4 separate regions of the Mus musculus genome follow, and regions 1, 3 and 4 are each linked to region 2. The links are chromatin loops, found by intact Hi-C in ENCODE. Cell type or tissue: heart. All regions are shown on one strand. Region 1 overlaps Ippk (inositol 1,3,4,5,6-pentakisphosphate 2-kinase). Region 2 holds the start of Aspn (asporin). Region 3 overlaps Cenpp (centromere protein P). Region 4 overlaps Ippk (inositol 1,3,4,5,6-pentakisphosphate 2-kinase).

Region 1 (8,000 bases), 91 kb before region 2:
GACATGTTTGTCTAGATTTATTCACGTGTTGGATCATTATCATTGCCTGACGTTGTCATCACTCAGACCAGTCCCCTTTGTCGTCTTCTTTAGCAACAATTTTATGCCATGTCTTTTACTCACCATAACCACGTCACTTAAAACTTCTCAGACTCCTTAGCTGTCATTGTCTCTGTCCCTGGTGTAACTTCAGTCTTTCTATAAGTGTTGCCTATAAATGGGACAGTCAGTGTGTGAGCCTTTGTGTCAGATTTCACTACCTCATTCTCTAAAATGGCTCAGCATTCCAAGTGGACAGTTGAGTTGTCTCCAGTTTGTACTGTTATAATCAGTGCTGTTGTAAGGGTTTTTGTTGTTGTTATTTGATTTTGCTTTTTGAGACAGGCTAGCTTCAAGCTTGGACTCTTCCTGCTTCCATCTCCTGAGTAGCTGAGCGCACAGGTGTGCATCATAAACTTTGCCTCCTACTTAGTCTTTTTTCAGGGATGAAGTGGGTAATTGGTATGAAGAGGAGGTTGAGTTTGGCATTGTCTTGCTATGTGTAAGGGAAGAGCTGTTAAAGTCAGTGTCACCAGGGTGTGGTCATTTTAGAGGAGAGTCCTTGGAAGTCCTCCACCTGCCTGCAGCCTCTTCACTGTGGCTGCCATTGCTCCTGGGAGGTAGTTTTAATTTGTCACGGACATATTAAAGAGTGATGAAAAGGGGAGTGAGTGTGGAGACAGAGGTGCAGGAGCTGTGCAGTCTGGAGTTGTGTACAAGGGCTGGGCTGGGCTGGGCTGGGCTGGGCTGGGCCGGGCTGGGCTGGGCTGGGCTGGGCTGGCTCCCCAGGAGCAGTTCATCTCTGTATTATGTCTAGTTGTTTAGTATCTGTGGGTCTCTGTTTTCTGGAAAGAGGGGCTTCTTTGATGAGGGGTAGCTACAGTTATCAGAGGGTGTAAGGATAAGATTTAGAAGACAGTATAGAATTATACTTGATTGGCAAAGAGGCAAAGTAGATTCTTGTCTAAGTCTGAGACCTCACTGTCCCTGGGAAGTTGGCAGGAAGGTATTAAGAGCCAGACTATGAGGAAGCCTCCTATGAGACAGTCTCTCCTAGAGAGAGCTGCATAACAACAGTACCACAGCACGAGCAATATAAACAGACCTGTGAAGGTGGAAGGGGAAAAGTCTGCAGTGTCCCCTTGCTAGACAAAGAACTATAGGCAACTAATGGCTGCTGGGAGGAGACTTAGCCCCTTATTGGTTATCCAGTGCAGAGTGGTGAGCCCTGAAATCACATAGTAACAGACAACTGGACTCAGCAGGTTGTGTGTGTGTGTGTGTGTGTGTGTGTATGTATTTGTGCATATAGCCTTATGTTTGTTCATACATACATGCATTTAACAATAATGTGGTGATTTGAATATGCTTGGCCAAGAGATTGGTACTATTAGGAGGTGTGGCATTGTTTGAGTATTTGTAGCCTTTTTGGGGGAAGTGTATCATTGTGGGCATGGGCTTTAAGACCCTGTTTTAGCTGCCTGGAGGCCAGTCTTCTCCTAGTGGCCTTCAGATGAAGATGTAGAACTCTCAGCTCCTCCTGCACCATGCCTGCCTGGATTATGCCATGCTCCCACCTTGATGATAATGGACTAAACCTCTGAGCCACAATTAAATGTTGTCCTTATAAGAGTTGCCTTGGTCATGGTGTTTGTTTACAGCAGTAAAACCCTAAGACAAATAAAGAAGAAAAGGAAGGGAAAAATGTCATTCTATTTCAATTATTATTATTATCATTATTATTATTATTTTTGGTTTATTGAGACAGGCTTTCTCTGTGTAGTCCTGGTTGTCCTGGAACTCACTCTGTAGACCAGGCTGGCCTCGAACTCAGAAATCCGCCTGCCTCTGCCTCCCAAGTGCTGGGATCAAAGGTGTGGGCCACCACTGCCTGGTTTCAATTAATTTTTTTAAAAAGTGAAGACAAATGTTGATGTTGATATTGTTTTACTCTCATCTCCTGAAGAGAACATAAGTACCTCCTAAGTGAGTGAGTGTGTAAATGAGTCGCTGAGTTTGTTTGGTAGGTTCCAGTGCCATATGATCATAAAGATTAGATATACTAGTATTTAAGTATTTTCATTTTACTTTTTGAGTTTTATTTCATTAGCTGTTTGGATTATGAAAACAGCACATACAGGAGAATGTTTAGGAAAAGTGTGTAGAAGCCAACCAGAGCCCCTACTGGGATTGCTTCTTAGCTCCGGCTGAGATCTAGTATGCAGTCTCTCTGGAGTCTGGCTAAGTCCCCTGTCCTGACCGTATCCCTGTGGAATGCTTTTGGACTTCATGTATGGCGTCATTCTGTGTGTGCTCTTGTGCTCGGTAGCCTTTTCTTTAGTGGTGTTTGAGCTGTGCCTTTGCTCTGCATTCTGGCTTTCAGTGCAGTGATTTCGAGTGCGCAGAGTAAGGATTTCCTATTCTACTGTGAGGCGTATTTTTAGGTGCCCTGGCATTAGAAGTAAATACTTTCCAGGTTCTTTTTATCTTTGGATATATTTCTTACCTTTACATTTCCTTTTTCTGTCATATAGAACTTCTTTAGATTCTTGTGCTTAATATTTGTACCATGTCTTTTTCATCTTTTCATATTCTTTTAAATAGACATGAGTCTATACAGTGTGTGTGTGTGTGTGTGTGTGTGTGTGTGTGCAGGAGCCCAAAGAGGCCAAAGTGTGTCAGACCCCTTGGAACCAGAGTTATGGGTGGTTGTAAGCTGTCTGGTATGGGTTCTTAGCAAGTATTCTTAGCTACTGAGCAATCTTTTCAGGTCCTATGATTGTTTTTAAGAAAGTTATTGTGGTGGTAGGGAGATAGATGAATAAATTGGTAAATCTGGAGTTGGACAGATGGATCATTGGTATAGAGCCCTTGCTTTCCCTTGGAGAAGACCTTAGGTTCATTTCCCAGCATCTACTTCAAGGTAGATAGATGTTCACCTCTAATTCCAGCTCCTGGGCATCTACTGCCTTCTTTTGGCCTCTGAGAGCCCTTGCACACATGTGCATACACTCACATAGACACACACACACACACACATGTATGACATTATCTGTCATTTAGACTTAAAATTTGAGACAGGGTCTCATGTTTCCCAGGCTGGTCCTCTTGCCTCAGCCTCCCTTGTGCTGGGATTATAGGTGAGCCACCATACCCCAAAACATCTTTACTTATCTGTTAGTGCAGGTTAGCTTTGTTTAATAATATGTTAACTATTTTCTGGAGATACTTTGAGATCTGTAGGGCTTGATGCCTTCAGCTTAGGGAAAAGGCCTTTTCTTCTCTCCTTTCATTTTTTTTTTTATTTGACCTGAGCCTCTTCCCTTGTTCAGTTGATAGCTTTGTGGGTAATTAGTGTTAAGCTTGTTAAGAAACAAAGTGTATGGATTACTGTTGCAGTAGACACAGTGAAGTTTGCCTTACCTCCTGTCACTGCCCCCTGGCTTACTTAGGCTGGCTGCTCAGCTTCGCTGCCCTTGTAGTTTCCCCTCTATTCTGTGGCACATCTCTTCAGTTAATCCGATGAATGCTTAATGTTGTTTTTTTGTTTTTCTAAAATTCTTAAATGGCTGATTTTTTATGGTTTCCAGTTCTCCTCAGAAGTTCTTTTTGTTCTGATTCTCTGAGTGGAGCAGCATGTGTGTTTGGTATCTCAACAGCTAGAGTCCCTGTGTATGTCCCATCCATGCTATTGTGGGGTTGTTTTTCAGTTTTAGCTCTTTTTACAAAAGTATTTTTTAGAGAAGTTTCCATTTCTCAGCAGAAGTGAAGGGAACTAGAGGTTCTCACAGCCCTTCTGTGCTTTTTTGTTGGCTTTTATTCATGCCTTGTGCCTGCATATTTTTGTGTGTCAGAAATTGCATTTGTACAATTATTTTTTAGTTCATTTGCTGCTTAGAGAATTTTAGGCTTGTCTCTGCCAGGAGGACTGGCAGGCTGGTGTCATTCTGACCCAGCTTTGGGATTGATCCTTTGAAGTAAAGTAGGAGTTACTGGTAGGGCCTGCCAGTTTAGGCTCAGGGTTGGAGAGGGTTCATGTGGTTCCTGTCCTACCAGCATTGAAGGTTGATCTTCCTTTGGAAAACAGACCCAAATCCCTATAGTCTCTGTGTTATTAGTAATGCCTTCAGTCAGTTTTTGACTATTTCATCCAGTTTTTCTAGTTGGCTATTGCCACTGAATTGGCTCAATAAATCACTAAGGGGTTTTGTGTCTGAGATACCCTCCCCTCCCCAAGAACAAAAAGAGGTTTAATTGTTACAAATTTGTATTTGATTTGTAGCAATACCCTTTCATAGATAAGAATGCATTATATATGTAAATATTTTATATTTATATGTCTGATTTGGAGAGGTGGCTCAGCATTTAAAGAGCACTGGCTGCTCTTCCAGAGGACCCTGGTTCAAGTCCCAGCACCTACATGGTGGCTTATCTGTACCTTCACTTCCAGGGGATTTGATGCCTTCTTCTGGCCTCCCTAGGAACTGCACAACATGCAGACAAAACACCCGTACACACAAAGGAATTTATATGTCAAGTCTGGCCTCAAATTCATTGTTGCTGTAAAAGGCGATTTGAATTCCTGATCCTTCGGACACCACCTCCCAAGTGCTGGGATTGTTGGTGTACACTACCACACTTGCCCAAGGACTTAGACATTCTCCATTTTGATAGGTTGGGTATATTTTCTTTAAGTTTCTTACTTCTGTTCTTTAGTCTTTGGATTAGGACTATATCACATACAATCCTTGATAGTTGTTTAGGTTTTAAAACTGTCTTTGAGCTGGGCGCGGTGGCGCACACCTTTAATCTCAGCACTGGGGAGGCAGAGGCAGGTGGATTTCTGAGTTCGAGGCCAGCCTGGTCTACAGAGTGAGTTCCAGGACAGCCACGGCTATACAGAGAAACCCTGTCTTGAAAAACCAAAACAACAACAACAACAAAACTGTCTTTGTGTGGCTTCTTTATTGTACCGGTTAGATTGGCATTGCTTTAAGGGCATTTTATATTTGGCTTTTTCTTGTATCCTGAAATAACAAACTTTACTGTTAACTGGAGGGTGTGCAGATAGGAGCTGGCAGTCTCCTCATCCTGGTGCTCTTTAGGCCCAGAGCAGCCAGCAGGCTTGGTGTGTGAGCTCCTGCTCCTTCCTCCTCTTTGCCTGCAGGGAAGTGAAGCCTGAGGTTTTCCCAGGCTTCTCTTCTATGAATCTAAAGGTATGGTCCAAAGGGACACAAGAGAATACTGTCTGCCATCAGACCAGATACTGGACCAGTGATGATGTATAAGGCATTTCCTTTTGTGTAACTAGTTTTTTTTTTTTTTTTTAAATAAAACTGGGAGCTATTTAAAATCCTCAAAAAGATATACCAAGGTCCAAAAACCAAAAGGGATTATAAACAAAACTTCCCCAAATTGTGCTATAGAGGCGACCATTGTGGATACTCTTTGTCTCTCACTATGTGCCTGTCACACATATGTGGTATGGGTATAGGGGTTTCTGGCAGGTACTGTGCAGGTTCTGATGCGTGGCACCTGTGCTTGGGTCCAGCCCTGCTATCACCTGGCAGTTCTATCTTCAGTTTTCTCTTTATTCAGCGGGGTACCTTTAGTGACTGCTAAGGATGCCGAGTTAGTATAAACACAGCCCTAAAATGTGCTCACTATTGCTGTAACCACCATTCCCCCAAATATCCTGCATGTATCTTCTAGAAGGTACAGAGTAATAACTGCTGAATACAGTGTGGTCAACATATTAAGCCGAGGAACTTTCTGTTCCCCCAACCCCCAAAGACAAACTATGGTTAACTTATTGATGGCAAGTCACAAGTCTCAGGGATTCCATTGGGGTCTACATGCTTGTGATGAGGTGGGCTGGCATGTGTGTTGTCACGGGGAGTATTTTCCACTATACGTCAGGCATTCGCCTAACTTTCCCCTCAGGTTCTGCTGCAGGAAACAGTTGCTCTATTGAGTTGGGAGGCTGTGTGACTTGGAGCTGCCCTCTCTCCTCCACAGGTGCAGCAATACAGAGTAGCCATGACTGCCAAGGACTGTTCCATCATGATCGCACTTTCCCCTTGTCTACAGGGCACCAGGTGAGGCTCCAGCACTTCTCTTGGTCTGATGGTTTATGGCACAGCCATGGCAAGTAAGCGCTCTTACTTAGAAACCCTGCCTGACAGGCTGCTCTATCTTTGGTATACTTGTTTTCACAGGTCTATTTTTTTTTTTTAAGATATGTAACTTTTTAAAATGAACTCTTGTTTTCTAGAAATCTGTGATTTAATTAGAGTCCATTTCTGGAAACAACAAACTTTTCCATTTTAAGATGATTATTGTATATATTAATGTTTCTATCAAATTCAAATGTTCATTATTTTATAAGCAAATACTCTAATAACTTAGACACAGTGTAAATAATGTGGCAAGTTCTTTTCAGAAGCAGTCCAGGTTTCACTGGGTTGTAGCCCTGAACCTTTACAGGTTGCAAGATGTGCAAACTTTTACAAGTGCTGCTGTTATTCTTAAATCTCCCAAACAGCATATCTGTTATTCTTGCTCCTCTTCTGAAAGACCAGCATGTTTGCCACATCCCTCCCCAAATGTTTGGCCAGTTGTAGTTCCCTCCTAGCTTCTAGTAATTCAGGCTGAGCTTGATCGTCTTGTAGGTTACATCTTCAGCACTGATGTTCAGGGTGCCAGACCTTCCACATCTGACCTGTATTCCTTGGTCAGGGTGACCACCTATTTTTCTGATGTTTTTGAGCTTTGTGGTTTTTAGTCCGGTTTTCTGGCAGACACAGCACTTTCTGGTCCAGCATGCTAAGGAATATTTATAGGGTATAACTGGGGAAGGTAGTTTGACTGTTTAGTTTTAAACTCATGTTATCCTTCAAGAAAGACCCAGAGCTTAGCTGTGAGGAGCCCTTCAGTGATAAGGTGCTGTGCTAGGTGAGAGCCACTCCCAAGGGTACTATTTATTATTACTGTCTACCCTGCCTGGTCAAGGATGCAGTTGGGAAAGGTAGGTAACACACCAATTTTTTTTAATAAGTGTTTCAAGCTTGTTTAATTTTAAATACGAAATGTTTAGAACTTTATGCTTTGCTATTTGGCACTATGCATCCTCAAACCTATTTTGTGGAAGCTGCGAATTTGGTGACTAATTTGAAGAGAGAAGACAGCCTGGGAAATCCTGACTTGTTTTTGCAGAGGATTCTGAACAGGAAGGATGGGTCCCGCCCTGCGAGGCTGCATGCTTGCTAAGGTCGGGTGTCAGGGCAGATAGTAGGGCCCAGGTTACAGGAGGCTCCAAGTTGGTGGTCTAGAGCTATCGTGAGGCAAGAGCAGAGGAGGTAGGGGAGGTCACAGGACCTTCCCGGGTGCCTCTGCTGCTGTGCTTTCTGCCTGTGAAAGGAGCTACAGAGGATAGTCAGTGACTATGAGGAAGGTTGTTCCCAGCCCCAGTTTTTCCTTGGAGAATGCACACAGCCTTCTTTGAAAAAGGTGGTGCTGTACAGGAATTGTACCTACCTTGGGAAGAAACACCTAAAAAAACAAAACAACAAAAAACAAACCAGAGGCAAAATAGGGCTGGGTTTATCTTAAGATGTACAGTAAAGCCTAAGGCTGAATTTATATCCCTGAACTTTAATGTACAGTCCACAAATCTCTGTGGCTGTCATTTGTTTCAGTCATAGTTGAGAAGTTCTTATGTCATCCTTCCTGCTGCTGAAGGCTTTTCAAGAATTTGGAAATACCAGGAAAGTTGCTCATTGCTACTTGTCTCTAAGCGTTGAAGGATCTATTGCGACAGACATGGCAGCTTAGGCTCTGCTTATCTCCTGGCCTTGGTCATCCCAATACCCAGTATCCAGGGCTACCACAGGATTACGTGTGGTCATAGCAGTAGGAATAACTGTGCTTGGCTTTTGCTGACTCCTAGCCATGCAGTCTGA
Region 2 (8,000 bases):
ATAACAGAGCATGAACATCTAACTCCAAATAAGATGTTGCTGAGAGGGCTGCAGCTCACTTGAGATGCAAATAACGGGATATCTAGGAGTGCTAAGCTGCCTGTGACATCAGACTTGAGGTTAAAAGATGAGTTCTTTACCTAAGGAAGGAGAGGATGAATCCCTAATTAAGCTTCCCTGACATGTGTGAGACACAAATTTTTTATGGTTGTAACTGGCTTGATTTGTGCCATTTCTTTGCGGTGGGAACCATAGATGATACTTTTTGACTGGAGAAACTAGATTTCTGCTAACTCACTAGATACCTTCTGTACCAACTGAGTATTTCCCCTTAGGGTCAATAAACCGCCCGTTCTTACAGGATTCTGTGCTTCAAGGATGTGGGGCTGGGTAATCTCTTGGAGTGGAAAGGGGGAAATGATTTTCTTCTTGAAGAATGGCATCTCTTGAACACTAGTGAGAAGGGAGCTGAGACTCTTGCAGAGGAAAGGTGGAGTTACCTGACTCTGCTTAGTTATCTGTACCACAACAGACGCAGGCCCAGGAAGAGTTTAAAGGGCCTGGCTTGCAGTTCCCAAAGAAGTCTATTGTGGGGTTAAAAGCTTACCCCCCCCCCAAAGGCTTGAGACATCTGCTTAACATAATAGCTTCAATCACTATAAGAAAACAAAGTCATGGCTACTTAGGTACATGTAGACTTTGGGTAAACATATAATATGGGTGTTTTTTACTAAGATTGGTAATTGTTTTATTAGCCTATAAACAGTGAGTGATTTCTGAAATTAATTTATAGGTATTCATTTATGTTAGAGTTTCATAAAGTATTCTCAAATCACGTATTTCTACAGTGACTACAGTTTCAATGGCCAGTTGCCATGAATTATTAAGCTTTTTTTTTTTTAACTTCCAAATCTTCCAGTAGACGTCTAGAGTTTAGCTAGAAGTTTTGGCTATGGTACAAACAGTGATGGAAAACATATGAGCAGTAACAAGTTTTAATCTCGCTCTTCAGTACTAACATGGACTAATCTGTGGAAGCAGTTTATTCCAGTATCACCCAGGAGCAGCCACACAGAGGCTGGTAGGAGGGCTGGATTTTTGTTCTCTTTTTTTCTTTTCTTTAAATGTAACACTTCTTTATTTTTTCTTCTTGAAGAGTCTTGAGGATACTTACATTGCAGTTAAGTAGTACAGGGTGGATAAATTCTACTTTGAAGAAAACTTCTCTCCTCTGACAAGGTAGGTTTTCATGTCTGTATTACACATACCAGTATACAATTATTTTATTGTTAAACTAAGAAAGCACTAATACTACTAATAAACATGTGTGAGTTATACGGTAAAATTTAAACCAGAAGTATGTAGTTCCTTAGCATTATATAAAAAACTCTGTGAATTTTGTAACTAAAATTACTTTAGTTTTATGTCTTATAATAAAGTTATTTAAAATATTATGCATTTTGAAAACAAAGTAAAAAACTTTCACTAATGCTTTATCATATTAACATGACTGATTTTAAAAAGTAGACAACTTATACAACCTTTTAGGAAAACAATATTACTTTAATAATGTTAATGAAGTTTGAACATATTAGATATATTAAATGAAAGTTTTTTAACTATGTAAATCTATGATACCACTTTTATCTCTACCACTGAAAACCTGTACTTTTTTCTTGACAATTGTCTTATTGTACAATGAAAAAGTACTGGGCAATTATAACAGAAATCAACATAATTTCAAGAAAGAATACCTATCAGCAATAGTTTAACCAGGTTTATATTTCATATGAAAAATAGAAACTTCTTTTCATAAACCTCATACTTAGACTAACACACAAAGATTTCCTTTGTTCTTTCACAAAGTACGTTTTATTTTTTACAAAGTATATTATTATATATCTTAGATTTTAAAAATTAATAATGCTTTCACCACTTTTCTTCCAGTTATCTAAATGGAACATAGTATTCTTTCATGCTCATGTGTTCAGAGGAGTGGCAGCCAGTAAAACAGTGGCCACATGTTATAAGGACTGAGTCACAAAGTCACAAAGAACCTGAGGGGTTTCTGTGTATCTTATCAATTGCTCTAAAAGTAGCATGCTTTTTAATTTTTCTTGTAATCCAATCAAGAATCATTATGTTGAGAAAGAGAGAGAGAGAGAGAGAGAGAGAGAGAAAAGAAAACAGGGAGGAAGAGAGAGAGGGGGAGGGAGGGAGGGAGGGAGGGAGAGGGAGACACACACAGACACACACACACAGAGAGAGAGAGAGAGAGAGAGAGACAGACAGACAGACAGACAGACTGACTGACTGACTGACTGAGGGAGCAGCTGGAGCTCAAGCCCCAGCTCATGTGGAAGTATCCAAGCTGCTGTTCCTCGTTTGGTTTTGGCATGAAGCACTGTAGTGTAGTAGTGGAAAGAATGGAAGCGATGCACTCTTCTGTTACATCTAACCACTACATTAAAAATGGATATCCTGATACCTGACCCGAGGCTTGACACAAAACAGACTCACTTTACAAGCACTGCAGGAAATCTCAGAAAAGTGGAGAGGCAAGAATGTTTTGCTTTTAAAACAGCAGTTAGGGTGCTGAATATAGCTGATGAAGAGAAAAACTGGTACCTAAAGAAAGAAAAATAGCCAAGTCCTTAATTAGAGTGTATATTTCCAAGCTAAAATTAATTAAAGGTGTTGTTTTAAAAAGTATTTTGTCTATGAACAAATAGTGCAGTGACTAAATTTCCCAATGAATGCTTGGACATTTATGTTATGGAGGACAAGGCTGTGCATGTAGTCTGTATTCTCTCTGTAAGAGACACGGGACATGTTTGCCACATTTATACCTGGAGCTTATAACATATCTATGAACTGAAATAATCAAGTTGTCAAGTGGACCTTTAAACATGGGATTTAAAATTACAGTGACTCATTTACCTAATAAGGTTCTGAAAGAAAACAGCATCTCATTTAGACAAGATTTCCATTTCATGTTTGTAGACAGTTAAGTGGTAACTACGAAGCCTCTGGACTTCTTTGCTACATTTCTAGTATTATTATGAAGTCTGAGGGGCTGGTCAAACCTCTCCTAGACTTTTTCAGAGGAAAGCTGCTTCACTGTCCAGAAGTGACTGTGAAATGAAAATCTACTCAGAACATGGTTGAAAGTTTTAGTAGAGAGGAGAGAGGAAGTTGCCTTAGCTCTGCTGCCTCCAGGGAGTTCTGGAAGCCCAAAGCCTAAACATCCTGGGAATGGTTCCTGGGAATGGTGTCTAGAGCTGTCTCTCAGCTCTAACTGGTCTGATTTATTAGGAACAGTAGGAACACTGGGCTAGTGCTCCCAAGAGTATTCTTATTAAGACTACAACTTGAGACACAAACCCAAAACTTTCCATGAGTACAAACACGGGCAAAGTCTGTCTAAATCAGGAAAATATTGAGAATGAGGTATAAACAATTTTAAAGTTTTAAAAAATAGCACAATCTGAATGCTGCCAAAACCAGTAAGCTTGACTTTGACCTGTTTTAACAAGCTTAAAACAACCACCTTAAATAAGAAATAATACTGTTTTGCGTATTTTTCCGAATAGAAGGCACTGTTGTACAGTGCTCCCTCTTCTGCACTGTCAATATTATCCAGTGGCGAGTGGATGTACAACTCGAACAACAGAGGTTTAGCATCTTCTCAGATACTCCTCAAATCTGCAGCAGAGACCTAGCAACATCAATGGACAATCCCTCAGTGTACCAATGTTGGCCTCTGTTTTCTCTATGAGCAATAGAAAACACAGAAAGATAAGTATTTTTTAAAATGGAGAACAGAGGATAGAACTCACAAAGAGAACTATTAAGAGGGCATCTCTGTTTTTAATATAAAGCCTTCCATTAGGGAAGCCATAGGTGGCTAAAGATCTAAAGGCGGTGTGCTCCTTAGAGTACTTTGATTAGCATTATTATGTAGCGCAGTCCAGACTGTTTAGGAACCTCCACTAAGAGGTACTTTCGTTGGGGTAACAGACTATGAATATACAGATCTGTACCTTTCACCAGAAAAAAGAAAAACTGCTGTGTAGGAGCTGGTTGCCACAACTAACTACCTTCCTCTACTATGACAGGTAATGCTGAAACTAGCAGGCAGAAGTCTCAATTCATACCTCATCCACTACTGTTTTGAAAAAGGCAAAGAAGCAATCGTGAACTACCACTGTAAGAAAGGTCAGGGAGGCAGGACTGTGGCTGAAGCTTAGTGAGCCTGAGGTAGAATGTGGAAGAGAAGCAAGCCCATCACTGTTCTGTTTCCTGTTTCTCTGCCTGCCTGTTTCCTTCTTACTCTCTTACCTCCAAACTCAACTTCTCCTACCCCATCCTGTTCCTCAGCTTGAACCTCCACTCAGCATTGGGGGAATTACTCTTGAGCTTGCTCAGGCAAGTGGGCTAAAGGAATCTCTGTCACCAGCATGTGGAAAGCATACAAAAGAGTCCAGCCCTCAACTCTGCTGCCAGGCCACATGGAAAATCAAGATGTGTTCTTGGCATTCACTCTGGAACCCTAACATATTTCTCTTGTTATATATACTTTAAAATTTTCCACAGTTTTCTTAGTTCTATATTTCAAATACCTTAGTGTTAAAATAGTTTTTGTTCTTATACTGGAAGCAAAAGCCCAAGTTTTTATCCTGAAAAGACTTAAACAAAAACAATCAGCCAACTTAATAACCTCCAATTTTCATTTCTTATAATTTAGAAAATGAGGCTAAGACCTTGAAACACTGCCTGACATTGTGGTGCACGCCTTTAATCCTAGCATTTGGGAGGCAGAGGCAGGTACATTTCTGTGAGTTTGAGGCAAACCTGGTCTACAAAAGCGAGTCCAGGACATCCAGGGCTCTGTTAAACAGAGAAACTCTTATTTTTGGGATTTAGGGGTACCGAATGAACAGACAGACATGGTAGACATAGGGTGGGCTTACAGCTGGCCAACAACAACAACAACCAAAAAACCACCCACTGACCGGGTGGGGTGGCACACATCTTTAATCCTAGCACCTAGGCAGGACTATCTCTGAGTTCAAAGTCAGCTTGGTCTATATAGCAAATTCCAGGGCAGCCAGGACTACATAATACTCAAAACAATGAACACAAAAACCCCACCAAAACAACAAACACAACCACACAAACAAAACAAACCTCCAATAACAGAACAAACAAAAACAAAAGAAATGCTCACTGAATAACTAATTCTGGCAACCTCAAACTAGGCTAGGCCAAAGACAGGATGTTCCAAAGATACCAATTGTAATCTTCTAATTGGTAAAGTTAAAAGTAGCCATACATCTGAAAGACAGAGCTGCAATTTAAGGATGCAAGAGTAAACTAAAGGAGCTGGTGCTGAACTTCAGTTGGTAGAGTGCTTGCTTAGTACTCAGGAAGACCCGGGTTCAGCTCCAGCACAGCACACAGTGGTGTATACCTGTAATCTCAGCACCTGGGCGGTAGGCACATGCACACTAGCTGTCCAAGGTCATCCTCAGCTGCATAAAGAATCCAAGGTCAGTCTGAGGGTATATGAGACCCTGTCTCAAAACAAACAAACAAACAGTCAGCGACAACATAAGAGTCAGCTAAGGACCTAAAGCAGAATTTCTAGAGAAAGAACATTTTGGAGACTGAGGCTAAGTTGATATTAACAGTAAGAAAGAAACCAGGGAAACACAAAAAGGTATAAGGTAAAAAGATATAATGGAATCAGCTGTGGTGACTCTTACCTGTAAACACAGCATTCCAGTTGCAGAGGCAGGAGGAACATCCATGAATTCAAGGATAGCCTGGTGTATTTCAAGTTTTAGGCCAGCCAAAGCTACTCAGTGAAACCACATCTCAGAAAACCCAATTAAATGCCAAAATAGGACACAAGTAGGGAAGAAGAGATGAAGCAGGGATAAGAACAAAAGGACTCTGAAAACGACAGTAACTACAACCCTATGTAAGGGTTTCTAGATATTCCAGAAGGGAGATCCCACAGTAGCAAACAGGCTGACAGTTAAGGAAACAGGTGACCTTATCCAATAGAAGCCACTGGGCCCTTATTACCAGCACAATGCCCCCACTGTGGATTTCATAAACCTTGTCAGAAATCACTTCACGTACTTATGCATGTGTGCATGCAGGTCCTCATGCCTGCACAACAAAGACTTTCCTGCCTGCATCATCAGCCCAGCTCTATTCTTGATCTTTAAAATTCAGGAAAAGGCAAACCCATGTAGATATTAAAGTTTGCGTCTGGGTTCTGGGACATAGTAAACAGTTGACTCAAGCATCAGGTATTCTGAAATGGGGCCAGACCTCACTGACTAGAATTCTCTTACTGAGTCACCATTGACATACAATGTAGACTCAGCAGACTGTAAAGTGGCTGAAGCTCAGAGACTTCTGTAGAGCTCTCTGCTCTTGACTGTGTGCGTATATATTCATGTTGAGACTTGGTTTTACTAATGCACATCACTGGTATATATCAAATTTTGATGACTTTACTATATTTTTTGAAAATGTCTAAGAATGTATATATTTCATAGGTTGTGGTAGATGTCTATAATCTCAATATTTGGGACTGAGGCAGGAAGATTAACCTACAAGGAGCTGACCTGGGCTTTCAGGGAGACCCTGTTTCAAATCATAAAATAACAGTAAGAATAACTCTCAAACGAGGATATGTAAATATATCCATGGGAATATCAAACATCAGATGGTGAACTTATGCTCTAAAGGTTCTCCTTGATACATTCCAGTTTGTATAAGCTTTAACACACACACACACACACACACACACACACACACACACACACACACACACCTAAAAACAACATAGCATCTACCAGAGACAACATTCAATCATATGAAACTCAGTGAAATAATGAACAACAAAAATAGTCTGGCCATCAGCTGGCCGATATGGGGTATTAGATAATATCAGATTAGAAATAAAAGATTCCAATGACATTGTGGGAAAGTTATCAATAACAAGAAAGGGGTTGAGTAAGATAACAAAGAAGTCAAGGAAAATGTCCGTATGTATAAGTGCCACTGAGGATATTCTTGGATAGTGACATAGATATCAGCAATGGAAGGTGTTAAAATAGTATTAGTTATTTGACAATTTTAAAATTTATTTTCTAATTATAAAAGAAATATGTATTGCTTATAAAATTAAATAAGAAACAGAAGACAAAACTCATCAAGGCTGGGGATATGCAGTGGGTAGAATCTATGCTTAGCAAGTTCTAAGTTTGATCCCTAGCACCACACAAACCAGGTATAGTGCTATACCCCTGAATCCTAAACGTCGGAGGTGGAGGCAGGAGAACCAGGCATTCATGGTCATCCTTGGCTATGTAAGGGGTTCCAGGCCAGCTTGGGACAAGTAAAACTGATTTTCAAAAAAAAAAAAAACAAAAAACAAAAAACAAAAAACAAAAAACAAAACCTACAGACTTAATTCATAGTTCTACCACTGTAATTTATAATTGATCAGATTTACTTGTATGAGCTATTTTTTATTTAGAAATAGACTAAGTACAGATTTTAAAATATTTGCTTCTTTATTTCACAGAAAATAATCTATATTTTAAAGTATCTTTGAAAACATTTTGTTGGTTAAAATATATTTCACTGGGCAAATACATTCTCCTTTTTAAATTTTCTTTTAACTAATGGAATTGCCTTCAATTTTTTATTATACATTTTAGAATTATTTCTTAAGATGTGGCTATTCTAAAAATTCAGAATAAAAAGAAAACAAAGGGATCTTATTCATAGAGTAATTCTCTTTTCAAAACTAAGTACTTCATTTTAACTTCCTTTACTGAGATTTATCTCAAGGTATCATGAGGTCAAGCCTGCACTTGTAAAATTTTGTTCCAGTCTCTCAGGTATTGCTATTACAAACATGCACCACCATGGACAGACCCAGCTGTTTAAATTAATAGAAGTATTGAAGCTCC
Region 3 (8,000 bases), 55 kb before region 2:
TTGTGTAGATCAGAGGTCAACTCCAGCTGTCTTTATCATTCTCCATCTTTTCTTTTGAGATTAGGTTCTCACTGAACACAGAGCTCACTACTTTAGCTAGATTGGCTGGCCAACGAACTCTAGCGATTCACCAGTTCCCTCCTATTCCCCAGTGCTGGAGTTACCGATGTGCACTGCTCTTTTACACTGGTGCTGGGAATTTGAACTTATGTCCTCATTCTTGCATAGTGAGCACATCACCCACTGAACCATCTCCCTAGTGTCTGCAGTAACTTGTTAATGGCCCAGTCTTTATTATTTAGCTCTTACATGAAGAACAACAACAAAAAGGAGCATATGAGCATGGCTTCAGCAGGAAAAGAAAGGGCTTGCAAATGGTAGGGAGGGGCATTGTGCTAGAGAGTTTTATGTTAACTTTCTTTATTTAGTGATTGAAGGGGAAGGCTCCAGCCCACTGTAGGTAATACTTCTACTATAAGAAAGCAGGCTGAGCAAACCATGGGGAGCAAGCCAGTAAGCAGCACTGCTTCATGGTGTCTGCATCAGCTCCTGCCTCCAGGTTTCTGACCGGTTTGGAATCCCTGTTCTGGCTTCCTTCAATGATGAACTACAGTGAGGAAGTGTAAGCTGAGTACACCCTTTCCTTCCCAACTTGCTTTTTGGTCATGGTGTTTCATTGCAACAATAGAAACCCTAAGATAGGCACCGGATCCTGCCTCTGAACCTCTGTGATCAGAAGCAGCAGTCAGATAACAGACCCAGATATATACAGGAGAACACTGGTTTATCCCAGGGACATGTTACAGATATCTGAGATGGAGCTAGGTTTGGGACTGGTTAGCAGCTACTGTGCTAAGAGCTGAAATGGACCAAATTAACCACAATTTACTACCTTAGCCTTCCTCTGGGACATTGGAAGTCCTTAGTAGACTCCAAAATTCCAAAACAGTTGCATCAGACAGATTCTGTCAGTATAGCTATTATCTAAATGGGAAGACCAATTCCTGGTGCTTCTTTTCTTTTTTTTTTTTATTTTAAGATTTATTTATTTTATTCATATGAGTACACTGTTGCTGTCTTCAGACACATCCGAAGAGGACATCTGATGGCTGTGAGCCACCATGTGGTTGTTGGGAATTGAACTCAGGACCTCTGGAAGTGCTCTTAACCACTGAGCCATCTCTCCAGCCCCAGCTTCTTTTCTTACTCTGTGGTTCCTCTAACACATTCTAGAAGGTAACAATTTCAACCATCACCTGGGTTATGTGTACTTTTGAGTTCTTAATACATTACAACAAATATCCACATAAGAGATTGATGTCTATCTGTGCATAACTGTCTGTAGGATAGCTCCCTAGAAGCAGAATGGCTCAGCATTAAGTAGTCTGATAAAGTGACTTAAATAAAGTCTATCATTTTACATTTCTGTCAACAATGCATGAAACTGCTTAGTTTGGAAAGTTTTAAAATCCTTTGTTCCCCTAATTCCTAATAAACGTCGCCTCTCTGCTTTATTATTCACAGCAGTCTAGGATTTCATTCAACTCTGTGGCTTTATTCCTAGCCATCACACAATCTGCACAACTGACTGTGGTAGCCTGAGGTTGCCTCAGGAAATAACTATCCTGCAATGTAGTTGGAGTATGCCCAAGAGCCAAGCTTCATATTCCTGAGTAAATCTTACATTTTACTAAGTTTATATACTCAATTCCCCAATCTTGGTAAAGAAATCTTTCATGGATAAGAGAATTTGTGTGTGTGTGTGTGTGTGTGTGTGTGTGTGTGTGTGTGTTTTGAGACAGGGTCTCTCTAGATAGCCCTGGCTGTCCTAGAACTTATTCTGTAGACCAGTCTGTCCTTGAACTCAAGAGATCCATCTGCCTCTGTCTGTCTCCCAAGTGCTGTGACTAAAGGTATGCACCATCACTGCCTGACTGTCACAAGATTTTTAGTGGTGCTCTGCTTCTAGATTGGCTCCTTCCATTTGCTTCAAAAAGCATAGTAGGATCACTGTGGCCATTAAAAAAAAGGCAGATCCAGGTCCCTTCTTCCCCTGCAACTTTTGGGTACAGCACTTAAGTTTCAATGTTATCTCCAAAGCCTGACATATATGATTCTGCTGCTTTCCTCTTGTATTTGAATCTCTATTCCCACAATCGTGTGGTTGTCATTGTCGTTGTCCTTATCCATCACCAGCACCAGCACCACCAGCATCCCCACCCCCCCAACAACAGCAGGAGGAGGAGGGGGATGATGGTGAAGAGGAAGCAAAATATACTAAGCAATTAAGACACAGCAGAGCAAGGACACTGAACACCTGAAGAATGGAATTTCTGAAGGAGAATAATCTGGGTTGGATATTGCTCAACACTGTCACTCTCTGACAACTATAGACACTAGGGTTTGTTTTGAGGTTCTGGGGATTGAATCAGGACGCTGGGCACCCGAAGGATGAACTCTCTTGTTGGGCTAAATCCTAACATAATTGAGTTATCAGAGGCAGTCATTGCCCTAACACTTTACTAGATATATTAACTTACCAAGTACTGTAGGGACTTTGCATTGTTACAGGTTTTGGTGATAAGCCTCAGCTCCACTTATTTGCTTTGAACAAGATAGATTTTGCTCTGTGAGTAATGATGTTAAAACTCTTTACTTCAGCAGAGAAATGCAGGTACAGGTGAGCAGTGGATTGTGAAGTACTACAATTTTAATACTATCTCAGCAGTGTTGTGATCATTGTTTTAGATATACTTCTCAGCAATACTAAATTTTATTTTGTATGATTTAGGAAGATTTTTTAGATTTTTGCATTCATCTTTTCCAATGTTCCCTGAGCTTTGGCAGGTGGATGATGTAAATGTCCTGTTAAAGGGTGCATATTAAATAGGCACTTGTTCTCAGTACAGTGCCTGCATTAACTGCTACCCACTTCACACAGAAGCTCCTCTGACTAAAGCTTAAAGCAGCACCAATCTGTAAGCATAAACATTACCATTTAGAAGGTATTCTGATGCTGTGACCATTTAACAATAGTAGCAGGTTTCCTCTGATCTCTGCAGATGTGGGAGCTGACCAAGTTTATAGTACCAGGCATGAATTCCTTCTGTGCAGTAGGCCTTAAATCCAACCATAAAGTGGTTGGTTACTGTCTTAGGGTTTCTATTTCTGGACAAACATCATGACCAAGAAGCAAGTTGGGGAGGAAAGGGTTTATTCAGCTTACACTTTCCACATTGATGTTCATCACCAAGGAAGTCAGGACTGGAACTTAAGCAGGTCAGGGAGCAGGAGCTGATGCAGAGGCCATGGAGGGATGATTCTTGCTGGCTTGCTTCCCCTGGCTTGCTCAGCTGGCTTTCTTATAGAGCCTGAGACTACCAGCCCAGAGTTGGTACCACTCACAAGAAGCCCTCCCCGCTTGATCACTAATTGAGAAAATGCCCCACAGCTAGATCTCATGGAGGCACTTCCCCATCGGAAGCTCCTTTCTCTGTGATAACTCCAGCCTGTGTGTCAAGTTGGCACACAAAGCCAGCCAGTATAGTCACCCCCATAATAGCCATGGCATTGTTACACTAGAGGGCACATCCTGCCTGGGGTTCACACATGGATAAGACAAATTAATGCTTTTTCTCCTCCAGGTCTGCACAGCACTTTCCAGCACTATGAAAAGTAGTTTAGGGAAGGATGCCACCAGTTCCTTTTCAGCTTGATTTGGTCTTGGAAACAAAATGTCTCGTCTTCAACAACAGGGTCTGGTTCTGGTGAGCAACTAAGAGTTTTGGCACTAGCCTATATTGTTTTGAGGACCTCTGGGTTCTGCCTGGCCAATAATGCATAAGGAGGTATGCCATACTGGCACTAGGATTTTTATTTAAAAACACATGGCTTCTTCTGGACTTGCCTTGCAAGAGGAAGGCAGGCATAGGGTTTGATCTCTAGTGCTGGAAAAAGAAAATCCAGAACTTAATTTGAGAAACTAAACGAAAACCTCCTAGAGTAAGAGGAATAGTTTATTGGTACTACTTTTGCTTAACATACATAAGGCAATGGATTTGACCACGAGCACCAAGGAGAAAAGGAAAATATAAGTAAGGGCTGAAGAGATAGATGGCTTGGGGATTAAAAGCTCACATTGCTCTTGCAGAGGACCCACGTTTGATTCTCAGCTTCCACTTCAGGTGCTTACAACTGCTTCTGACTTTAGCTCCAGGGATCTGATGCCTCTGGCCTCTGCTGCACTCATGTGCACAAACCCGCATACAGACAACACACAGAAACACAGACAGACACAGATAAATCTACACAGGTGGCAAGGTTACATGATAATAACTGCAGCTAACATTAGTCTTTTCTTTCCCTGGACGCAAACAGATTCTGAGGGAAATGAAGATGATGACATCACCCACCAGTAATGGGAAAAAATGAAGCTGTGGACAAACACACTATGTTTTGATTTATTAAATCTCAAGTGAACGTCTCTTTATCCTCCCTGTGAGTGATGGAGTTACATTAGTTGCCAAAGTCTTCCTTTTTCATTACATACCTTTGTAAATATTGTGGTCACCCTGGTTTACAGCCATCTCCTTCAGACAGTGTATCAGTGGAAAAGAATCCCCATTCCCAACAATGCTCAAACTACCATATGTGGAACTTTCTCACCAGGCCTCACTAAGCATGGGTTTCAGGATTACAGGAGGGAAATTACAGGGAAAATAACAATTCTGAATGCTTTGAGCTGCCTGTTTTCCAAGGCAGGAACACCACACCCTATAAATCCCGAGAGAAACAACCTAAGAAGTCTCTGATGGTCTTGCATCAAAGATCAGTCATCTGAGGGCCAGAAAGGACATGCAGCTCATCCAGATTTAGTAGCTGGGCTTAGGTCTGACTGCAGCTGTCTGCTGTCACGTCTGTCCTGGCAGTGAGAAATGGGCTTTCATTAGCATTTAAGAACTTCTGTGATATGGAGACCAGTAATGATAAGAGCGGCTGCCTGTTCACATGCCCTCCAATGGCTGCTCAGGAAGGAAACCCTGATGGGTGATACAGCCTTGAATGTTGTAAGAAACATGAATCAGAATAGCTTGAGGCTGTTGTCAATTTCCCATTTAACTACATTAAGTAGTTTAACCTCATTCAGTTTCCTCAGTTTGCTTCTGTGACACCTTAGTTTTGTTCCATTTCAAAACGGAGAACAATAATGTATATAACATGGCTTAGAATTTATTGAAGTCATGTGTTCATTGCTTAGGAAAGGAAAGGAGGTTCTTGCATATGTTGTTCCTTTATGTTGCTCCCATCTGGGTCTCCATCTGTCCTGTGCTGTGACAAGGATCAGGCAAGTACCTGATTCTGCAGTGAGCTTACAGAAAATGTCTATTCTCAGGTACTTTATCTATTTATTTATTTTCCAGATACAGTCTCTCTTTGTAGCTTTGACTGTCCTCAGACTTACTACATAAACCAGTCTGGCCACAAACTCACAGAGATCTGTCTGCTTCTGCCTCCGGTGTGCTGCGATTAAAGGGTACACCACTATGCCTGGCTGGGTTTCTTTAAAAGTGGGGTGTGGATTCGCTGCGGAGCCGGAGGAGGAGGGGAGAGGTCCGGAGGACACCAACATGAACAAGTTGAAATCATCGCAGAAGGATAAAGTTAGTCAGTTTATGATCTTCACACAATCTAGTGAGAAAACTGCAGTAAGTTGTCTTTCTCAAAATGACTGGAAGTTAGATGTTGCAACAGATAATTTTTTTCAAAATCCAGAACTTTATATACGGGAGAGTGTAAAAGGATCGTTGGACAGGAAGAAGTTAGAGCAACTGTACACTAGATACAAAGACCCTCAGGATGAAAATAAAATTGGAATAGATGGTATACAGCAGTTCTGTGATGATCTGGCCCTCGATCCAGCCAGCATCAGTGTGTTGATCATTGCATGGAAGTTCAGGGCGGCCACACAGTTCGAGTTCTCCAAACAGGAGTTCATGGATGGCATGACAGAGTTAGGATGTGACAGCATAGAAAAACTAAAGGCCCAAATACCCAAGATGGAACAAGAATTGAAAGAACCAGGACGATTTAAGGATTTTTACCAGTTTACTTTTAATTTTGCAAAGAATCCAGGACAAAAAGGATTAGATCTAGAAATGGCCATTGCTTACTGGAACTTAGTGCTTAATGGAAGATTTAAATTCTTAGACTTATGGAATAAATTTTTGTTGGAGCATCATAAACGATCAATACCAAAAGACACGTGGAATCTTCTGTTAGACTTCAGTTCAATGATTGCAGATGACATGTCCAATTATGATGAAGAAGGAGCATGGCCTGTCCTTATTGATGACTTTGTGGAATTTGCACGCCCTCAAATTGCTGGGACAAAAAGTACAACATTGTAGCACTAAAGGAACCTTCTAGAATGTACATAGTCTGTACAATAAATACAACGGAAAATGCACAGTCAATTTCTGCTGGCTGGACTGAAGATCAATCCTCATAATTCAAACTGAGGGTTGAGACAAAACTTTTAAGGATACATCTTGGACCATATCGTACTCCATTCTTCTACTGGTGGTTTGGGCTTGTCTTCTAGTCTGGGCCACTCTAAGCATTTATAATTCCGACATTGTGGATTTCATCTTACACCTGTGGACCATCTTAGTCTGTCTTCCCATAAGTCATAGAAACTTGATGGTGATTATTTTGAGGTTTCCATTCTTGCATAAAGCACAATGCTGTCTTCATCAGAAAACAGTTTGGCATAAGAATTAAACATAATAATGAACACCACAACAATTTATAAAAACTTCTTAAGTATATGCTTTGGGCTAGTTGCAAAGACTGTGCTGGCAGCACTTCAAATGAGAGTGATTTATCTGAGTGTACCGCATCTGAAATGGTGTTTGGTTGGGGGAATTTAATTTCCCTGGCAAACTACATGTACTGCTGGTGTGAGTAGAATACCTGATATAAGAAATGTCAAAATAACCAACACATGAAAAAAAAAGGATAATCTGGGGACTCCCTGAAATATGTCTTGTGTTTCAGATGCTCACAAAGGTTCTACAGAACAGGTCTGTGGTTATCTTACCCATGTTTATACAGTGTCCTGCAGTGAACTTTTATTTAAAAAAATATTGTAATGAGATCAGATGTTAGACTCCACACTTGTGCATCACACACCACATAATCGGATTTCATTATGCTCTGAAATACTTCTATGCCTTCTGAATAAGTTAAACTATTTCATTTGTTTTGAATGTTTTGGATTGCTATACAATATAATATTCTAAATTTAGGCATGAGGGTATTAGGTTTGTTTGTTTTTTTTTTTTTTAATTTTTTGTCATCTCACTATGGAACACAATGCAATTCACTTAATTTATAAGAAGATAGTAAGATTTAGATTTTGAATATGGTTGTGATGAGCCGTGAAGTTCAACCTTTCTCCCATGGCACTGCTCTTTGAGGCGTGGTCCAGCCGTGTTGGCTGCTGACTGTTGAGATGGCTTACTGCTAAATCACTGTGGTTGCCAAGTCTACTCCAGAAGCAGAGATTGTCAGACAGGCGAGCACTGGTGCAGATACCAATGGCTTCTGTTCTATAAATTATTTGACTTTTGACTGTTTTTGTCTCACTTGCATTTGCTATTTCCACATCACAGCAGAATGCAGTCTTGATTGGTTTTGTTTTTTGTTTTTTGTTTTTCCATGACAGGACTCATGCCTTGCTCTCCTGCTGAAAATGCTTGTTTCTCTGATAACATACTGACATGTGAAAGGGGTGTATTCATACATATTTCCATGAGGAAGTTAAAATGATGAACTAAATGTTGGGTGACTGGTCTTCAATAGGAACAGATTTTGCTTCATGTATCCAGGTCCTCTGTAGGGTACCAAGGAATGTTCTTCAGAATAGCGGAACAATTTATGCAGATATGGAAATGATTAAAACTGCTTTTTAGTCACATGATTTGGAAAATGCATTGAAA
Region 4 (8,000 bases), 79 kb before region 2:
TAGCCACACAGTGGAAAGCACAGACTGAAGACCAAGGGGCAATGTCACCTGTAACCCAAGGCAGAGAAAATGCCGCCTTCCACACATCCTGCAAAGGCTTCAGGAAAGTGGCTTCTTCTTGTGTGTTTGGGTGGTTACTGATTAAAGTATATTAAAAGCTGATCTACAAAGTGCACTTTATGACATTTTCAACTGTTGATTCTTCCCATGTAAACCCAGATAAGATACTCAGGTGGCTTTGCTGGGCACACTGAGACATCCTCTAGAAAGGGTAGCCATACACCCAGAGTCCTACCTCGCTCTGGGACTTTGGTGAGAAGATCCAGCTTTGGAAAAACCATCCCTTCCTCATCGATTTGTATCTTCCAGACAATCACCAGTTCAAACCTGAAAAAGAGGTGATGTTTGTTGCTCCTGGGATTCAAAAAGATTAGTCACATGATCTCTGCTGACCAGGCTCACCTCCTAAATCCATCTCCCCACAGAGGAGGAGGATGTCTGATGAGTTCCATAGGACAGTTTGGAAATTTGTACTCACCATGGCAAACATCAGTGTGGTAATTAATGGGACAGACAGCATACTTTGAAAATGATCTGGAATTGATAGGAACTGCACACTGTAAGAGCAGCCATGTGCCATATGGAAGGAGAAACAGGTATAAAGCTCAGGCCCCTCAGGCAGGCCTGAGGGATACAGCCAGAACTCCTCACTGGAGGATGAGGCATGAGAAGAAGTGAACTACAACCACAGGATAAAGGCCAGCCCCAGTGGCCTGTATAAGGAAGACCCTGTTAGAAGGCACAATAGGTGTAGTTAGGCTGTTGATCCTGGGTCCTGACACACATACAGGCGTGTACAAATATGAAGCCAGGCTGAAGATGAACAGCAGAAGCCTGACAGTGGCTGTGTGGGGTACTTCCAAGGGTCTTAGGTGTAGAGGGGCATCTGTTTTGGTATTTTGGGTTCTCTCTGGACCTTTGGCTTCCTCCTGCTGTCTCTGTCATGCCAGCAGTCACACACCTCTGCCTTCTCTTGGCTGCCCAAGGTCCCTGAGGGGAAGTGTCTCTTTCTGAACCCCAGGCCAGCACTTAGATCCTCCAGCCATGGATACTGTCCTTCCTTCATGGTTATACAGCAGTCTACCTGCCCACTGTTGGTGGTTTCTCCTGTGATGCCACCCACATCTCCACTGGATACTCTTTAGTCCTCTTCAGGTAGCTTCTTAGCCTCTCTTATGGACAGTCCTGGTTCCAGGGGTATCGAGATGCACAGACTTACCCTGGCTGTCTGGTACTGCGGATCTCCATGCAGTGGGAACAGGTACCCTCCAAGAGGTATACAGTATCTGGGTATTTCTCCTGTATGTGAAAATGTTACAGTCAGATCCCTCTAGAAGTAGCATCCTGAAAGCCAAGAGAAACACTTTAGCACCTGAGATGGAAGTGTCACACATGCCATTATTGGTACGGATCCCGTCCATCCTCACAGCTCACGCAGATAAGCTTTTTGTCCTTGACATGGGCTAGCCCCCACCCAGGTGCCCAACTACAGTGGAGGTACCAGGCTCCCACTCTGATAGGGCAAAGCATGTGGTTTGTTAAGAGTCAGCTTCATGGTGAGACCTGTCCTGGATGCAGTGTTCTGTCTGTAGAGAACAGAAATGGGGTGAGTGTCACAGATAAGCAGATACGGTTTCCTCAGTATGAATGACTGCTCCGGGCATGCCTCCATGCTTGTCCACAATAGGATCTAGGAGGCTCTAGCATATCAGAACTGTCATGCATTTATATCACCATGACAGCAAAGTTTGTTTTCCAAGTATCTGATCAGAAGACAAATACAACAGATGACCACTTTTTGTCTTCGCTTGTGCAAAATAGATGATAGGCTTATAGACTAAACTACTGACTTGAGATTGACCTCACCACAAGATTTTAAGGCCTCAAGGCTGATCTTTGAAAGATCCTTCCGTGTATCTTCTCAGTGCCTTAAGACATGTTTCCCAGGGGTGGCCTAAGTCACGCAAGGACTGAGGGGCAGCTGCCCCTGAGGTAGGGCTGAGGCTGGGGGCAGAGCCTTCTGCGAGTGTAGAGACTGGCTAGATTAAAGCAGTTTGGGCTCATCGAAGAAAGTTCCAGGGGGACAAATACGTATCACTACCCTTCAGAGAATACTCCCCCTTGGAAAGCTACTGCTAACATGGGAAGCCAAGGCTGCCAGCGTCTGCATGTAGCCACCAACAAAGAACACATCCAGGCTCCAAAGCAGGGGTGGGCTGGTGTACTTTACAGATAATTACTAATTTCAGCAAAACAAGTTTTTAGAAGGAAAATGTATACCTAAGTGATTTCAGTGGAAAGTGCTGGTTGATGTTAAAACCTCAGACTCTTCTAAATTATTAACAACTGTTCGAAGAATGTAAAGGAGTGTGTGTGAACGTGGCATTTCGGCTTCCAGACTCTGCCTGGCGGCAGCACATGAGACTCAAGGGAGTACTGGGGCTTGGGCTGGCTCCAAGGCGGGGCCTGAGGCTTGGCCTCCAAGCAGGAGGGAGCTGATTTCCACTCCCTGGGCCATACTATCGAATGAGCAAAAGGAAGGCTCAAATTAGATGCTTTCACTAAAAAGTTTACTTAGTTTTTAATGACAAAGACAGAAATGCTGACACTGGGCAGAGGGCAGCCACTCAACCCCATGCTTCTGGAAAGCTAAGACTGCAAGGGCTCCCCTGCACTAAGTTAAGGTTGCTGCATTTCCAGCTTCATTCTTTGCCTGGTCACCTCAACTCCGGAACACAGTGGACAGTTAGGAAGGAACTAAAAGCTGACAGCCTGGGTGGACCCCCAAGAACAGCTATCTTCTTATTATAGATACTAATAAAGTGTTATTCTTAATGACAAGGGCATAGAAGACTGGGGGGAAGGCAGAGGAGCTCTGAAAAATAATCAGACTATGCACTGTTCTTGAAGCTGGGGATCAGCTAGGTTTAAGAGTGACAGGAAATTTGAGTTCTCACTATATTCGACTTTGATAAGGAAGTAGACTAAGCAGGCAGGAAAGAGTTAATTATGGTCCCTGACTTACAAAGTGTATTCCATGAAAACCAGTAAGAGAACAAAAGGTTCATCAGAAACTGTCCACCTGATATGGAAACATAGGTCTCATTCTTCCATCAGTCAAGCCAAAGCCCAGAGAGGGGAAACACCTCTCTCTGGCCAGGCCCTGGAAGGACAATCTTGGACATGTTCTGTCTCATGCACAGGTGTGTTCTTCATGTCACCAGGGGCTCTGGTGTAGAGAGGACAATAGAAGCCTGTGTGTCTGCAGATGTCATCAGGAAGGCTGTGTTATGGAGGTGGCTGTTAGAGAGGCCTCATGCATACTAACCAGCTGTTAGTGCCTCCACTCTAGGGCCCCAGGCTCTCCAGAACGCTGGGCCTGAGGGCCACTGAGGAAGGTTGCAGCCATGAGTTTACTCAGCTGTGTGCCACATGGTAGAATTTGCATGAGGGGGAAAAAACCCAAAAAGCAAAACCCTAAGCCCTGGTGTTTATGATAGATAAATGGATGTGTGTGTGTGCACGCTGGTCATTTGATATCCAGCCCGGCTCATATTTGACACTTAGTACTATGGCACTGGCTGATGGAGTACAGAGGGGCTGTATTTTAACAGGCAGCCTGCCTTGTACTATGCTTCAGCTACAGTGGCTCAATACCATAACATCACCTCCCCTTCAACTAAGTTCCTGCAGCAGCCAATGAACAGGGCAATCCCATGGGCAGTCCGGATGTCCGCAGATGTCAGTTTATCCTGACTTCAGAAGATTATGCCTGAACAATGGAATTTTTTTTAAACCTCATAATTCAAAGTGCACAAATACAGCATAATAAAACAACTAGAACACACAATTTTATATTTCCAAGGCAGTACAATTATACCACTTTCTAATTCCCCCATGTTTTCATTGCTTTGTAGAGAACCTCTCTGGTCTTTAAGTGTCCCCAGCACAGAATTGGCAACCATTAACATATTTTCTGTTATAGATTTCCTGTTACAGATACTTTAGACAAATAGAATCCTATAATATGAACTTTTTCTTGTATCTGTTAACTAGGTACATGGCTTGTTTTTAACCTTGTTTTTGATTTCAAGATAGGGTTTCTCTGTGTAGCCCTGGCTGTCCTAGAACTCTATGTAGACCAGGCTGGCCTTGAACTCACAGAGAGCTGGGATTAAAGTTCTCTACCACCATGCCTGGCTCCATCATTATTTAGAGACAGGGTTTCACACTAGCTCTGTCTGGCCTGGAATTAAACATTTTGTAGAGCAGGATGGCCTTGAACTCAAGAGATTGGCCTGTCTCTGCACCAAAGGTGCTGGAATTAAAGGAGTTTATTGTTAATTCAAAGTATGTGTGTGTATGTACTTATATGTACATATGTGGGTACCTCTGAGGGCAATGACACTGGACCCCTGGAGCTGAAGTTATAGGTAGTGGTAAGCCATGTGATATGAGTGCTAGGAACCAAACTTGGGTCCTCTCTAAGAGCACAGAGCACTACACATTTTTAACTGAGACTTGGTGATTCCCATTTAGCTACTAGCTATGCGTACCAGCAAGCTCCAGAGAGCCTCCTGTCCCTTTCTCGGTGCTGGGATTACAAGTATGCACTTCCATATATGCACAGCTATTTTTATTTAATATATATAGGTATTTCGCCTGTGTGTATGTCTGTGCACCACATGCACTCCTGATGACTGTAGGCCAGGAGAGGGCATCAGATTCCCTAGAATTAGAGCTGCACATGCAGATGGTGGTTAGCTGCCAGATGGGTGCCGTATGGTCAAACTCTTCCTGATTTTTCAGGGACCAATGCCAGGACAACCGGGCTTCTTTATATACAGAACCTTGGGGCTGTGGTAGTGCATGCCTTTAATCCCACACTCAGGAGGCAGAGGCAGGCAGAGCTCTGTGAGTTTGAGGCCAGCTTGGTCTACAGAGCAAGTTCCAGGACAGCTAGGACTACACAGAGAAACCCTGTCTCAGTCCTCCCTCCCCCAAAAGGAACCTCAGCCCTTGTCTCACATCACACAAAAGGTTAAACGAACAGGTGGTTCAGAGATATAATGTAAAGAGCTGAGACTGTGGACCTAGAAAGCCACAGTAGCAAACCTCTGAATCTTACATTAGTCAAAGGTTTATCAGATACAAAGTGAAAAGCAGCGACTACAGGAGAAAGATAAATTGTCTCTTTGGTACTGGTTTCTTCACAATCGAAAACTCTTAAAAGCCATTTTAAAGACACAGGGAAGCCTTATACTAAGTGACAATATTAAAAAAATACGTAAAGAACATCTATAGCTAATAGTAAGATCAACAGCTGAAGTGTTGATGCACACCTATAAGCTCAGCCTTTCTAGTCCATGGAGGTTGAGGCAGGCAGATGAAAGGTTCAATGCCAGCCTGGACTGGTCCTATTTCAAAGACGACAATTCACTTTTAAAGGACTAAGAAAGGATAAAGCCAGTCAAACAAGAATATGGCAAGGAAAGGACCATCCCTAGCTCAAGTGGGAACTTAAGGGTTCCTTGGAAAGTTGGATGGTGTTTTGCTGGGGCAAGCACATGAAAGAACGTTTCACTGAAGCAGAAAAAGGAGAAGAGGCTGTTTTGCTAGAGCAAGCATGTGAAAGGACATGTGCTGAAGGATTCTTTGCTAAGGATAGGCATGTATTGTTCCACCTTACACTGTGTAGTTGAGCTGCATTTGTTGGGGCTCCATACAGAGAAATGTATCAAGACCTTCTGGTGGTGGCTGCAGTTTGTTGCTGCTTCCTTGGACTCGGGCTGATTGGATTCTCGAGTGGAGGCAAGAGCCATGCTTAGGCAAGGCACATGGAGGACACGTGATGTTTGGAAGGTATAAATAGGACTCCATGGAGTGATGAAGAGAGAGGGCTTGACTTGTGTATAGAGCTAGCTGTATAAAGCTCATGGGTCGTTGCTGATCTTAGCTTCCCTCAGAGAGGCACAGCTGAGAACTTCTCCTGGTGTTCCTGTTGCTTCCTCCTGCTGACTTGAGCAGAGGCTGAGGCCTGGCTGTCTCTGCTAGGTCGTGTCACCGCGGTTGCTATCCTGACTAATGAACTGGACTGCTGGTATATCTGTGAATTGTTTGCCACTGCCTGCTAACCTGTGAACTAAACTGCTGATTTCCAGACAACACAACAGGAGTTGCTCCAGGGAAACTTTCTAAACAGGTCCACTTCCCCTGTATCCTTTCTTCCCCACTACCTCTGGCTGGGCTACAAGGGAAGTTTAACACATTTAAGAACCATCATTAAAGATGAGAATTGAAAGAATTAAAGTTACAACTGGTCATTAAGCAAATGCAAATTCAAACCAAAGCCAAGATAACTGATAATGGAGCTTCGATAAGAGTCCCACTCAAACCACAATGACTGCTGTGCCAGCACAGCCTCTGCCAGGGACAATGGGCTTTGGCTCTCAGCTCAGTCGTTTGTTGGCTGGACAATCACTTTTCAACTGTGAGCCTCAGCTGTTGCTTACTTGGAAATAGTTTTGAATTGACAGAAGCTGCATGTGGCTACCGAGCTGATGCTATCAAACTCCTCACCCTGCACACAGTGCCTCCCTCACAAGGACACTTCCCATATGACCAAAACTGAACTGCCCAAACCAGAACGAGTCCCCTTCCAATGACTCAGCTGCTCATACTGTCCCCTCTCTTTGGTCCCTTCAGACTCCAACACAAGCCCTGTATCACATCTTGATGAATTAGGTGCACAAGTTGGCACCTCTGGCAACTGCTATGAGCTTTGTTTCTGATGCTCTCTCTGCATCAGGGGCTGGCTCTCTACCTGTCTACCTAACAGCAGCAGCACCAGTCCCTTGCTCTCTCTGTGACATGTAGCTCATTATGATCACTACTTACCCCGAACCTCATTGTTCCCATCTGTCACAACTTGCTCCTTAGTTCTTACAGGTTCTTGCCCTGGGGGAGGGAGTGCGGGGAACAGGGAGAAACTGGTGCTAAACGTTGTGGCTCATGTTGCACACCATTGCCCTGTTGTGGAAACAACTCTCCAAGAAGCCAATAGGATTAGTAACAGACAGCCTTCTTACAGTTTTGTTACTTAGTTTATACCTCTGAGTGGAAAGAGTAAGAAAAGGCACACTGGGCCACACACTAGCAGCCACTTCTCTGCCTATCTGTGCACACAGATGCTACAAACAAACTTGTATCATCTCTGGTGCACATCTCAGGACACCTCTCCATGTTGCTGAATCACTGACTCTACTCTCTTGACCATTTCTCAAACACCAAAGTGCCTCTGCACCTTTCACCAGACTCTCAGGTCACAAAGGCACACCTGGAGAGGCAATTACAGGGTTAAAAGTGTTAACTTTAACTCGAAAACTCTAAACATCAAGAGTGGACAAGATGTAGCATCCATCTGACAGAGCTTATCTGACTCAGGGCCCAAGGCAAGGCTGGCAGGTACCATGGTCCTTTTAGTCAGTGAGGCAAGTGAATCAGGCTCACACTCCAATGGACTGTTTCAGTGAAAGGTTAGCCATTCTAGAGTAATTTGGAAAAGAGGTCGTATCATCACAATCTTCTGAACTGACAGATCCACCCCCCTCCAGCATCAGAAGTCCATTTTGGAAAATTTCAGATTAGCAGAACCACCAGAGGGAAAGCACAGCACGTACCATCTAACTCAAATGCTGACCTCTGCCCCAGACTGTCAGAATGGACAGCCAGTGTCAGCCTGTAAATCCTTTAATTATACAGAGAATGGAAGAACTGACTGTCTGTGGACTTTAAAGTTACTTTTTCTAGAACTGTCTTTTCAAGTAAACATTCCATTAAGCAATGCAAACAGAGCTGAATGAAGTAGCCTTGTTGCCAGATTACATCCTCCAAACCATATTATACTAACTTTCCTGGACTTGGTCCTGTGACCTGAGACA

The links. A loop is a pair of places that touch in the nucleus more often than their neighbours do. Peaks named below come from ENCODE experiments on the same cell type or tissue, not always from the same donor. Only the 100,000 strongest peaks of a DNase experiment are listed, where the experiment ranks them.
Region 1: a loop joins it to region 2, with 2.3 times the contacts of the local background. A loop is called at or near these places in 4 of 42 quality-filtered maps.
Region 3: it touches region 2 in a loop (1.8-fold over the local background); 4 of 42 quality-filtered maps call a loop at or near these places.
Region 4: it touches region 2 in a loop (1.8-fold over the local background); 2 of 42 quality-filtered maps call a loop at or near these places.

Annotation. Positions count from the first base shown.
Region 1 is chr13:49,452,556-49,460,555 of GRCm38, forward strand. It overlaps Ippk (inositol 1,3,4,5,6-pentakisphosphate 2-kinase), which reads left to right. Exons shown (of 13, transcript NM_199056.4): 12 at 6,058-6,137. Among named protein-coding and RNA genes, the nearest start is that of Ippk, 35 kb to the left of the region's middle. In heart, a CTCF peak has its summit at 4,516 (motif pointing left); a DNase peak (open chromatin) is centred at 7,886.
Region 2 is chr13:49,543,479-49,551,478 of GRCm38, forward strand. All of the region lies in intron 5 of Cenpp (centromere protein P), which reads right to left. It overlaps Aspn (asporin), which reads left to right and starts at 965. Exons shown (of 8, transcript NM_025711.3): 1 at 965-1,239. In heart, no CTCF peak of the experiment used is centred here; DNase peaks (open chromatin) are centred at 2,373 and 3,253; H3K27ac peaks cover 371 bases.
Region 3 is chr13:49,488,023-49,496,022 of GRCm38, forward strand. All of the region lies in intron 5 of Cenpp (centromere protein P), which reads right to left. It also overlaps the pseudogene Tes3-ps. Among named protein-coding and RNA genes, the nearest start is that of Ecm2, 13 kb to the right of the region's middle. In heart, no CTCF peak of the experiment used is centred here; a DNase peak (open chromatin) is centred at 4,899; H3K27ac peaks cover 436 bases.
Region 4 is chr13:49,464,400-49,472,399 of GRCm38, forward strand. Ippk (inositol 1,3,4,5,6-pentakisphosphate 2-kinase) reads left to right here. Exons shown (of 13, transcript NM_199056.4): 13 at 1-175. Cenpp (centromere protein P) reads right to left here. Exons shown (of 8, transcript NM_025495.3): 6 at 1,280-1,359; 7 at 296-387. Among named protein-coding and RNA genes, the nearest start is that of Ecm2, 36 kb to the right of the region's middle. In heart, a CTCF peak has its summit at 4,751 (motif pointing right); DNase peaks (open chromatin) are centred at 2,512, 3,312 and 6,652.